2 separate regions of the Homo sapiens genome follow, and region 2 is linked to region 1. Evidence: read pairs that join two places in POLR2A ChIA-PET (ENCODE). Cell type or tissue: GM12878. All regions are shown on one strand. Links, peaks and the distances in the headings refer to the core of each region. The heading gives the core; the rest is flanking DNA.

Region 1 (5,398 bases), core at 847-4,846:
TGCATATATGATATGGTTTAGTGCCTGTTCAGCTGTAGGTTTTTACTACAGTATAAACAGCTTTGTAAAGCAAGAAAACACCCCTTTCTTCATCCCCTTCCACTCAGGATCTACTGACATAGAAACATACTGGATCAGATCATCTTTTGGTGTCAACATTTTCACCTGCAAATAATGGCTTTTACCCCCTGCTTCTAAACTGGAAGCAGAAAGAGCTTATTCTCTTTACAGCCAGAGAAGCAAAGCTATCGGCATCAGCAAAAACACATCTTTCTAATTCAGATTTCAATCTGTCAGAAAGGATTAAAGCCTCATGCATACATAAAAAGGGAACTATAAATGATAACAGAAACATGGCCTGGAATCACTGTGCTTCCACAGCTGCTGTTTTACTAGCAGGGTAGAGAGGAGAGCATCTTTTACTTACCTTTGTCAAACCCGAGACTTCTCCCTTTGCTAGCGGTTTGCTGATGGAGGGCGTGTACACTTTGGCATCAGATACTGGCTGCCCTTTCATAAAATGTTTGCCTGATTCATAGATGTCCACTTCAACCATCTTCCCCATGAACGCAGGGTTCTTTGGCACTAAAACCTTAAACACATTTGTTTCAGAGGCTTAATTTTTAAAAATAAACATTTTACTTTAGAACAGTTTCAGATTTATAGAATTATTGCAAAGATAGTATGGAGAGCTCCTGTATACCTAACTCCCAGTTTTCTTATTATTTACCGTCTTACATTAGTATAGCACTTTTGCCACAATTAATGAACCCAAATTGATATATTAATATTATTAACCGAAGGCATACCTAATTATCCAGGTTTCCTCATTGTCCCTCAATGTCATTTTTCTGTTCTGGGATCCCCTACAAAGTGGACTCTATCTTCTAGCTGCTCAAGGGTCTGCAGAGCCTGCAGGAAGGAAAGGCACTCCTGGGAGGGGCTCCTGGGCCCCTGGGCAGTGCTTTTCCAGTGCAGGATGTGCCTGATGTCCTGAGGCACGTGGAAGGCAGACCTGGGAAATCCCCCAGCAATCAGCCAGCCACTTCTGGACAGGCCTTTGATATCTTGCTTTTGGCTATTCCATGCAATGAGGAAAACCGAGACAATACTGATGAAAGCCTTATACTTTTAATACTTTCCAAGTGAGCTGTCAGAGTAATGGTTTGAAAAGACACTTCAAACAGGCCTGCGTGTTTGTGTCCGTGCATGTGTGTGCTGTGTTTTGAGGGAGAAGGAGGTACATTTAAAAGAACCTTCCAATAACACTGTACACTGCTGTTTGGAGCTAAATGACTCCTGAAACTAACAGCTGCCGTTCATTTCCCTTGCTCTGTTAGAAAAGGCATGTGTTTGTCAGTCCTGGGAATCTACCTCCATCTAGAACCAGTCCTCTGAAGGGTACTTTGGCTTGTTCACAGGAAACTGTCAGGTGGTCTCTTTCCACTAGAGATTCCTGATAAAAGTACTTGTTTACTTCAAGCAAACGTTTCCCTTCCTTTGGGACCCACAGGTAGCTTGTGTGTGTGATGTCTCCCTTACACTTCTATTTTAGCACTGCAGCGACTTGCCAGTCTTTTCAAGTTAGAATCCAAAATAAATAGACCAGTTCTAATCCAGTAATACTTGGATATCTAGATACAATCTTCATCTCTGGAACTCATCTTATTTAGAAAAATAATTCCTAGAAAATCTTTGATATGCTTAGTTATAGAGACAGAAAAGTCAGATGAGAGCCAGGAGTTCCACAGCCAATCTCTCTGAAAGGCAAAATTGAATCTTGGTCTGAGTTTGATTTTTATGACCACTGAGTACACTGCTTCATCAAAGTAGAAGAAAAAGGTCACCTGGGTGGTGAATTACTTAGGGCAGGCAAAAAGAACTAAAAGAGCTTTAGTGTTAGGATATAAAAAGCCCATTTAAATCAGTTTTTATAAAATAAGAAAATCTCTAGACCAAACTAACCCTGGGAGATTTGGTACTATTCTGGGGAAAAATAACCCTCCTTGATCTGCTGCCTTGATCTGAATGAAGGGCTCAGTGTTTTCCCCTCCTCCAGTTTTAATAATTGGAAAAAGCCCGACTGCTTTAAATTGGAGGAAGCAGCTAACGAGGCATGCCACTGCCTTTAAAATGAAGGGAAAAAAGTTCCCTGCTGAGGCAAAACCCAGATGGCAAGAGAAAGGAGAGAGAAGAGGCAACCAAAATGCAATCAAGCTCCTCCCCAGGGCTGAGCAGAAGGTTGGCCTGAATAGGAAAATGGCCCTCTGGGGTATATTAATGAGATGGGGAAATGGGGAAGCGATGCAGGCCAGACATGGAGTGCTGGGAGCCCTTCCTCAACTGCAGTCTCCACCGGTACTGAACAGAGCACGTTTAGTCTGGGCTTTGAAAAGCTCCCCTGTTTCCTGGGGACGCACTGCCCAGTCTGAGATGATTCCCTGGGGAATGTCAATGCTGGGGGCCTCTTCAGCTCCTGCTTTCCTGCCTTCTGACACAGGCAGCCTGCTTCCTCTGCCCATCCCTCATCCGACTTGTCCACCTTGGCCTTCAGCATCTTCTCAAGCTCTAATTCCAGCCATGATCCATAGCAAACATTTTCACCTCTTATCTGATAAGAAAGAAGCAAAAAAGTAGGAAGCTCCATTTGATTTTAATACAATCCAGAATGATCAGTGAAAATCTCCGTACGCCCATGACAGTCTCCCACACAGGCTATCATGAGATGGGAGACACAGGCTACCATAAGATGGGAGAGGAGGGCGTATCCCATCTCTTCCCTGGCCTTGGCCCTTGCCAGGGTCAATGACCCTGAAAGAGGCACTCTCTTTTCCTCAGTCACTTTTGAATTGCTCTCCCACCTGGAGGAGTAGAAACCCTGATGCTGAAACAGAAGTCAGGCTCCTCGGTGGGCAAAGGCAGGCCAACTTAGATGGCCAGGGAAGGAGGGCTAGTAATTGGGGGCGCCCCTAGGGATGGCCTTCAAAGCTCTCACAGTGAAGCTGGTTTGATCCTCACACTGGTCTGCACAGTTGTTCATACAATTAGAGTTGAGTCCAAGGAATAGACTCCTTTTCCTCTGCTCCCAGCATTTTTATTAAGGTAGAAGTTAAAAAAACAGATGCTAAAACTAAACAAAACTAAAAAACCAACCAACCAACCAACCAATCAACCAACCAACTAAAAAAACTGTCCGGGTGATGTACCAGCGAGAGGAAATCCCTGCCCTTTCATGCTGCTGTCGCCCATGCAGACATCCTTCCTGTGGTCTGAGCAGGACTTTCCCCCCTGCTTTGCCAGGGTGTGGGAATTCTGGCAGTGCTAATTGCCTGGTTCCAAACGCCCAAAAGCCTAAAGCTGGTCCTGTCAAAGATTAATGTGAACTAAAATAGACTAAATACACCTATTCCTTTGTACAGAACATATTGTAGAGTAAGTCACAAAGATAAAGTCCATGTTAGCCTGGCTGGCTTGAAGCGATAAAACAGCCTTGTTGTGACAAGATTCAACACTCTCCCCTTTAAATGCCCTTTGCTTAAACTTTCAGAACTCTTTCTCACTTTGGAGAAAACTCAAGAATACTGAAGTGCCTCTTACCTGCTCATAGAATTGATTGTGTGCAACATAAAACTTGGAATCAAAAGATTCTTCTGTTACTAACACTTGTTGTCTTTCACCAATCTGTGGAGAGAAGGGGAGGGAAAGAAAGGAAAGATAAGGGTAAACACCTGTGAATCCAAAAATAAAAATAAAGGCTAGCCCAGGTAGGTCTGGACCAAGTAGCGTCTTCTTGAATTTAAAGTAGACTCTACATTGCTGGTTATTTAACAGCGAACCCTGTTCAAATCACGGATTCAAATTTTTTGAAAGACATTAATTATCTGGCAACATAAAATTAGCATAGTATAAACTCTTATTTTCTTACATAACTCTGAAACAGAATTTGATCTCCTTCAACATAAGTAAGATAATTAAAGCTTCTATGACATACAAAAATCTTCTAAATATCACTTTGTTTCCTGAAACAAAGTTGCAAAACAAGCCAGAACAAGCTGCTTCTAATCCAAATTCATGAAAATATTTTGGCAATATGAAAGAATAGTAATAAACATTCATTTGAGTTATGAGGGATGTAACACTAAAGAAAATGCCTCGGAAAACTAGTCATTAGGACCTTGCACCTCCACATTTCATATCTTACATACAATTCTGAAAGTACTGAGTAATTCACAGAGCTATTTACTTATTATATACATTTTCTCTGTCACAGGCAACTGTCTCTTTGCTGCAGTCATGACCCCATGTTCATTTATTATTTTTTAAAGAGAAAGACAGCAAAAACATGGAATTGCTAATTTTCCACAGAATTGATGTACATTATGATCTAGGCACCCATTTTTAATAGCAAAGAAGTAAATCAGCCAAAACAATGGGTAAAGAAGTGTGACTATTCTAAGGAAATTCTATAATTTCCAAGTTTATTCTACTGTGAAATGCAGCACTTAAGGTATCAAGTATTATTATTATTATTATTTTTTTTTTTTGAGACAGAGTCTCACTCTGTCACCCAGGCTAGAGTTCAGTGGCATGATCTTGGCTCACTGCAAATTCCGCCTCCCGGGTTCAAACGATTCTTCTGCCTCAGCCTCCCGAGTAGCTGGGATTACAGGCATGCGCCACTATGCCCGGCTAATTTTTATATTTTTAGTAGAGACGGGGTTTTGCCATGTTGGCCAGGCTGGTCTCGAACTCCTGACCTCAGGTGATCCGCCTGCCTCGGCATCCCAAAGTGCTGGGATTTCAGGCATGAGCCACCATGCCTGGACTCAGTTACTCTTTTTACAAGGTTGTCAAAATGTCTGATACAGCAAAACAACTGTACTGAATGACTGTGCCGGGGATTATTTTTACCAATGCTACTTAATAATTATGACCCCCCCAAATTAAAGCCCACTGGCAAGATAATTTTTTAAAATTCCTATTCTCATTTGTAGGGACTTGTCACCATGTTCAGGCGGTTACCATGAAGGAAACATAAACACAGCTGCACTAAATAGACCACCTAACAATTAAAAAACAAATCAAACTCCCCTCTCTATCATACAATGCCAGTACCTAAATACACCATAATTTACTATCTAGTTTACTATCTCATTCAAAATATAGCCCTCTTAGCCAAAAGTTGTAAGGTCTCTGAGATGACACTTACTAAAGACTCTTTTCACTGTCTGAAAAACAATGGAAGTTCTGGCAACATTAATCCCCTTAAAAAAATCAAGTGTAAAAAAAGAAATTTCCCCCAACTTCCATGTTGAGCTTCAATGGCTCTGTTTATCAAAAAGGGCTGGTGAATATTGGGTATCACTGAAGTATATTCTTCTAGAAGAAAACTTAGAAT
Region 2 (5,398 bases), core at 498-4,497, 200 kb after region 1:
TGACATATTTGTACAAAAAAAATCAGGAAAAAAACTCTACAACTCACCTGTTTCTTTCTTTTTTTTTTTTTTTTTTTTTTTTAATTTCAGTCACATATTTTTTGAGTATCTATTACGCAAAAGGCACATGACCCGACAGTGAGGCCAGCCACTTCACCACTGGGCACCTACTAACTTTCATACTTAAGATGCATAAAAAGAAGAGAAAGAAGAGATGAAGATTAAGAAGAACGTATCTTGCCAAGCGAAAGAGAATACATTTAAGTGAAAAACATTAAAAACTCAGAGAGTGTTTAAAAATTCCTCCAAGGATACAAAGGGGGCGAATAAGAAAGAGTGACAGAGGTGAAGTTCTGTAATGTCACCATTCATGTAAGCATTAGGTAAGATGACTAATGTGGCCCTTCTCCACTGCTGCATGCTGTCAGGTCATCGATTTGAAAGAGAGGGAGGAAAGGAAGGAGAGAAAGAGAAAAAGAAAAAAGAAAAGAAACAAAGAAAAAAAGAAAAAGAAAAGTGAAAAGAAAGAGACAGCAGGCACATACGGCCTTTCAGAGTCCAGTAGTGAATAAAAATGTCATAAAGGGAGTGGCTCATTAATAAGTTGCATGTGTCCAGTGATTCTTAGTTTTCAAAGTATTGCACTTTCACATCTGTTACCTCATTTCATCCTTCAAAAAATATTTTGAAGGATCTTATGGAATCAAAGAGCCAGCTAATTCCGTCCAGTTACCTCTCAGCTCTTCAAGAGTTAGTCATGCATACGGATCAACCATGCCCTGTGTTTCTCCATTTTCTTTTCATTGACTGTGAACATTAGCATTTTAGCCAAAGGGGAAGCCCAGAGATGAACTCAAATCAGTCACCTTCTTAGCAGCGGTTGTTTAAAATAATCCTTTCACTAAGATTATCAAATACAATTACTCATAGATATCCTTTATCCACACTTTCTCTACCAGGAATTAATAGGTATATACCTTATTAACCTTGTTACATATAGACTACTAAATTGGAATTGGAGTTGAAGAATTTCTTATTTAGTAGAAAAGCAGCTGGATACACTTTCATGAAACTGTTACATTTCTGGGCTGGGTATTCAGTAGGCTCTTTTTTTTTTTTTCTTTTTTCTTTTTTTGAGATGGAATTTTGCTCTGTCACCCAGGCTGGAGTGCACTGGCGCGATCTCAGCTCACTGCCACCTCCACCTCCCGGGTTCAAGTGATTCTCCTGCCTAAGCGTCCAAGTAGCTGGGATTACAGGCATGTGCCACCACGCCCAGCTAATTTTTGTGGTTTTAGTAGAGATGGGGTTTCACCATGTTGGTCAGGCTGGTCTTGAACTCCCGACCTCAGGTGATCCGCCTGCCTCAGCCTCTCAAAGTGCTGGGATTACAGGCGTGAGCCACCGCGCCTGGCCTCAGCAGCCTCTTTGTAGCCATACTGCACACTTGGAGCTGGGCGAGGCAGAGCCACACTCACATTACGCATCCTACAGTAAATATGCTGGCCTTATGCTAGAATACTCTGCCTTTCAGGTTCTTCACACTTGAACATCAAAATCCCCCCCAAATTTAAGAAACATAACTGTACAAAGATCTTTGTTTTCTAAAGTGGCAGCACTCACAGCTTTAGACATATCTATTGCGGTGAGAAATGACATCTTGACATGTAATACACTTTGCGAGATGAAACTTCACACTCAGGCTGTGTACCTTCTTCTCATCTATAAAATGGAGAGAAGGATAATATTCACCTCATAGGGCTACTGGGCTATTGTGAAAATAAATTAAGATAATCCAGTATATGCTAATAGAGTAAGCACTCCATATGTAAATCATCTAATTTTTTATTTTTTTTCTTTTGGTAAGTATTTTAAGTTCCCTGTATCACAATTTTATATGGATTACAGGGAACCTATCAATAAATAAAACAGCTTTCTGATAAGCTAGTTCCCGAACTAGCAAGTGAAGGAGAAATAACTGGTACTGATTTGCATGACATAAATTTGAAAGGGGTTTACCAGCAAACATGACCCCGGGCCAGAGAGGGTGGTGCAGTTTCTCTTGGAAACACTCAGGGTGGCCTCTTACTATAAACAGGATACTGAGCTAGATGAAACTTTGCCCTGCTACAGTATGCCAATTTACAAATTAAAATGTTAATAGCAAACAAGTAGGATAAATGTAGTGGTTTCCCCCTCCCCCCGCCACCCCCGTGGTTCTCAAAATAAACCTTCCCACTAGTAATTATCTTTAGCTTCATACTACAGGCCTTGCAACTTTATACTGCTAGAACACAAAATAAAAATACACTTGCCCCTTAATTAAAGTCCATGTTTCTACCACTGAGAGAATCATGACTTAACACAGATTAATGTCCCCAAGGAGACAAAGTATGTATTTTTTGTTTTGCTTTCTCTTCCATTCCTCTCCTTGCTCAGCACTCTTAGTTTAGGACAACTTGTGTTCTCTTCATCTTTCAGAATCTTCTTCCTTTATGACTTCTCAGCAACTTGTTCCTGGTGTTACCAAAGTGTTTACTTAGCTCTTCCTGGCAATACAATAATGAATCTCCAGAACTGAATGCTACAAGGCTGCTACAAGGCCAGAAATTATATTTTACTCTTCCCTCTGCATTTCTACAATAGCTTATACTGTGCTAAGCACACCACTAAACATTTAAATACAGATATGGGTTACAACTACATCAACATACACGAAAAGAGGTGTAAATTGTAATTTCAATAGGAAGACAAACTTTCATTCAGTAATATTTCAGTTTGGCTCGACCAGGTAAACAAACATATATTCAAGTAGGTAAACAGGCATTTAATCAGCCTGCCTTAATTTCTGGAACAAATGAATAATTATATGTAAATCTATAGGTATATACATAAGTACAGGCATACATCATTTTATTGTGCTTCCCAAATATTGTGTTTCTTACAAATTGAAGGTTTGTGGCAACCCTGTGTCAAGCATGTGCACTGGCAAATTTTTTCAACAGCATGTGCTCACTTCGTATCTCTGTGTCACATTTTGGTAATTCTTGCAATATTTTAGACTTTTTAAATTATTACTGTATCTGATGTGATGATCTGTCATCAGTGATCTTTGATGTTACTCTTGTAATTATTTTGGGGTGCCACAAACCGCGCCCATATAAGATGGCAAATTTAATAAATGTTGTGTGTGTTCTGACTGCTCTTCCAACTGGCTCTTCCCATCTTGGGCCTCCCTATCCTCTGAGATACAACAATATTGAAATTAGGCCAATTAATAACCTGACGAAGGCCTTTAAATATTCAAGTGGATGGAAAAGTCCCACGTTTCTCACTGTAAATCAAAAGCTAGAAGGCATTAACCTTAGTGGGGAAGGTATGTCAAAAGCTGAGACACGTTAAAAGCTAGGCCTCTTGCACCAGTCAGCCAAATTATGAATGCAAAGGAAAAGTTCTTGAAGGAAATCAAAAGTGCCACTCCAGTGAACTCATGAATGATAAGAAAGTCAAACAGCCTTATTGCTGATATGGAGAAAGTTTCAGTCGTCTGGATAGATGATCAAACCAGCCACAACATTCCCTTAAGCACAAACCTAATCCAGAGCAAGGCCCTAACTCTCTTCAATTCTATAAAGGCTGATTGAAGTGAGGAGACTGCAGAAGACGTTTGAAGCTAGAAGAGGTTGGTTCATGAGGTTTAAGGAACGCTGTTTCCATAACATGAAAGTGCAAACTGAATAAGCAAGTGCTGAAGTAGAAGCTGTAGCAAATTATCCAGAAGACTTAGCTAAGATCACTGATGAAGATGGCTATGGCACACCGCAGATTTTCAATGTAGACAAAACAGCCTTCTATTAAAAAGTGGTGGCATCTAGGACTTTCATAGGTAGAGAAGAGAAGTAAATACAAAAGGCTTTGAAGCAATGCTTCAAAGCTTCAGAGGACATAAAGACTGACTCTCTTGTTAGGGGATAATGCAACTGGTGACTGTAAGTTGAAACCAATTCTCATTTACCATTCTGAAAATTCTAGGGCCCTCAAGAATTATGATAAATTGACTCTGTCTGTACTCTATAAATGGAACACCAAAGCCTGGTGAGAGCACATGTGTTGACAGCATGGTTTACTGGATATTTTAAACCCACTATCGAGACCTACTGCTCAGGAAAAAAAGATTCCTTTCAAAATATTACTGCTCATGGACAATGCACCTGGTCATCTAAGAGATCTGATGGGGATGTACAAAGAGATTAATGTTTTCGTGCCTGCTAACACAACATCCATTCTGCAGTACATGGACCAAGGAGTAATTTCAACTTTCAAGTTCATTATATAAGAAATACATTTTTGTAAGGCTATAACTGCCATAGTGATTCCTCTGGTGGATCTAGGTAAAGTAAATTAAAAGCCTTCTGGAAAGGACTCGTCATTCCAGATGCTGTTAAGAACATTCATGATTCATGGGAGGAGAACAAAATATCAATATAAACAGGAGTTTGGAAGACATTGATTTCAACCCTCATGGATAACTTTGAGGGGTTCAAGACTTCAATGGAGAAAGTAAGTGCAGATGTGGTGGAAACAGGAAAACAACTAGAATTACAAGTGGAGCCTGAAGATATGACGGAATTGCTGCAATCTCATCATCAAACTTGAACAGATGATGAGTTGTTTCTTATGGATGAGCAAAGAAAGTGGTTTCGAGATGGAATGTATTCCTGTTGAAGACACTGTGAAGACTGTTGAAATGACAACAAAGTATTTATGATAATATACAAATGTAGTTGATAAAGCAGAGTTTGACAGGGTTGACTCCAATTTTGAGAGAAGCTGCACTGCCACAGCTCCTTTCTTAACCTTTAGCAATCACCACTCTGATAAGTCCATAGCCATCAACATCGTGGCAAGACCCATCACAAGCAAAAAGATAATAACTCGCTGAAGGCTCATTTTTTAGCAATAAAGTATTTTAAAATTAAGGTATGTACATTTTTTACACATAACGCTATTGTATACTTACTAGACTATAATATAGTATAAACATAACTTTTACATACACTAGGAAACTAAAAAATTCACGTAACTTGCTTTATGGTGATATTTGCTATTTTGCAGAGGTCTGGAACCAAACCTGCAGTATCTCTGAGGTATGCCTGTAACAATGAAGACACTTTAAATAAAGGTAGCCCCATCATGGATTATATTTCTAAAGGTATGCTGAAGCTTGAGATTGAAACCACAGTGCATTTTCTCTTTTCTTTTCTTTTTTCTTTTCATCTCACTCTGTCACCCAGGCTGGAGTGCAGAGGCACAATCTGGGCTCACTGCAGCCTCCACCTCCTGGGTTCAAGTGATTCTCTTGCCTCAGCCTCCTGAGTAGCTGGGATTACAGGTGCCT

The links. Peaks named below come from ENCODE experiments on the same cell type or tissue, not always from the same donor. Only the 100,000 strongest peaks of a DNase experiment are listed, where the experiment ranks them.
Region 2: POLR2A ChIA-PET joins it to region 1 with 9 read pairs; 1 of 35 experiments calls an interaction of 5 or more read pairs at or near these places.

What each region holds. Positions count from the first base shown.
Region 1 is chr6:21,196,304-21,201,701 of GRCh38, reverse strand. It overlaps CDKAL1 (CDKAL1 threonylcarbamoyladenosine tRNA methylthiotransferase), which reads right to left. Exons shown (of 16, transcript NM_017774.3): 14 at 3,598-3,681; 15 at 428-592. Among named protein-coding and RNA genes, the nearest start is that of LINC00581, 310 kb to the left of the region's middle. In GM12878, for the core only: no CTCF peak of the experiment used is centred there; no DNase peak of the experiment used is centred there; H3K27ac peaks cover 1,288 bases.
Region 2 is chr6:20,994,348-20,999,745 of GRCh38, reverse strand. The region is part of intron 10 of CDKAL1 (CDKAL1 threonylcarbamoyladenosine tRNA methylthiotransferase); the gene reads right to left. Among named protein-coding and RNA genes, the nearest start is that of CDKAL1, 460 kb to the right of the region's middle. In GM12878, for the core only: no CTCF peak of the experiment used is centred there; no DNase peak of the experiment used is centred there; H3K27ac peaks cover 714 bases.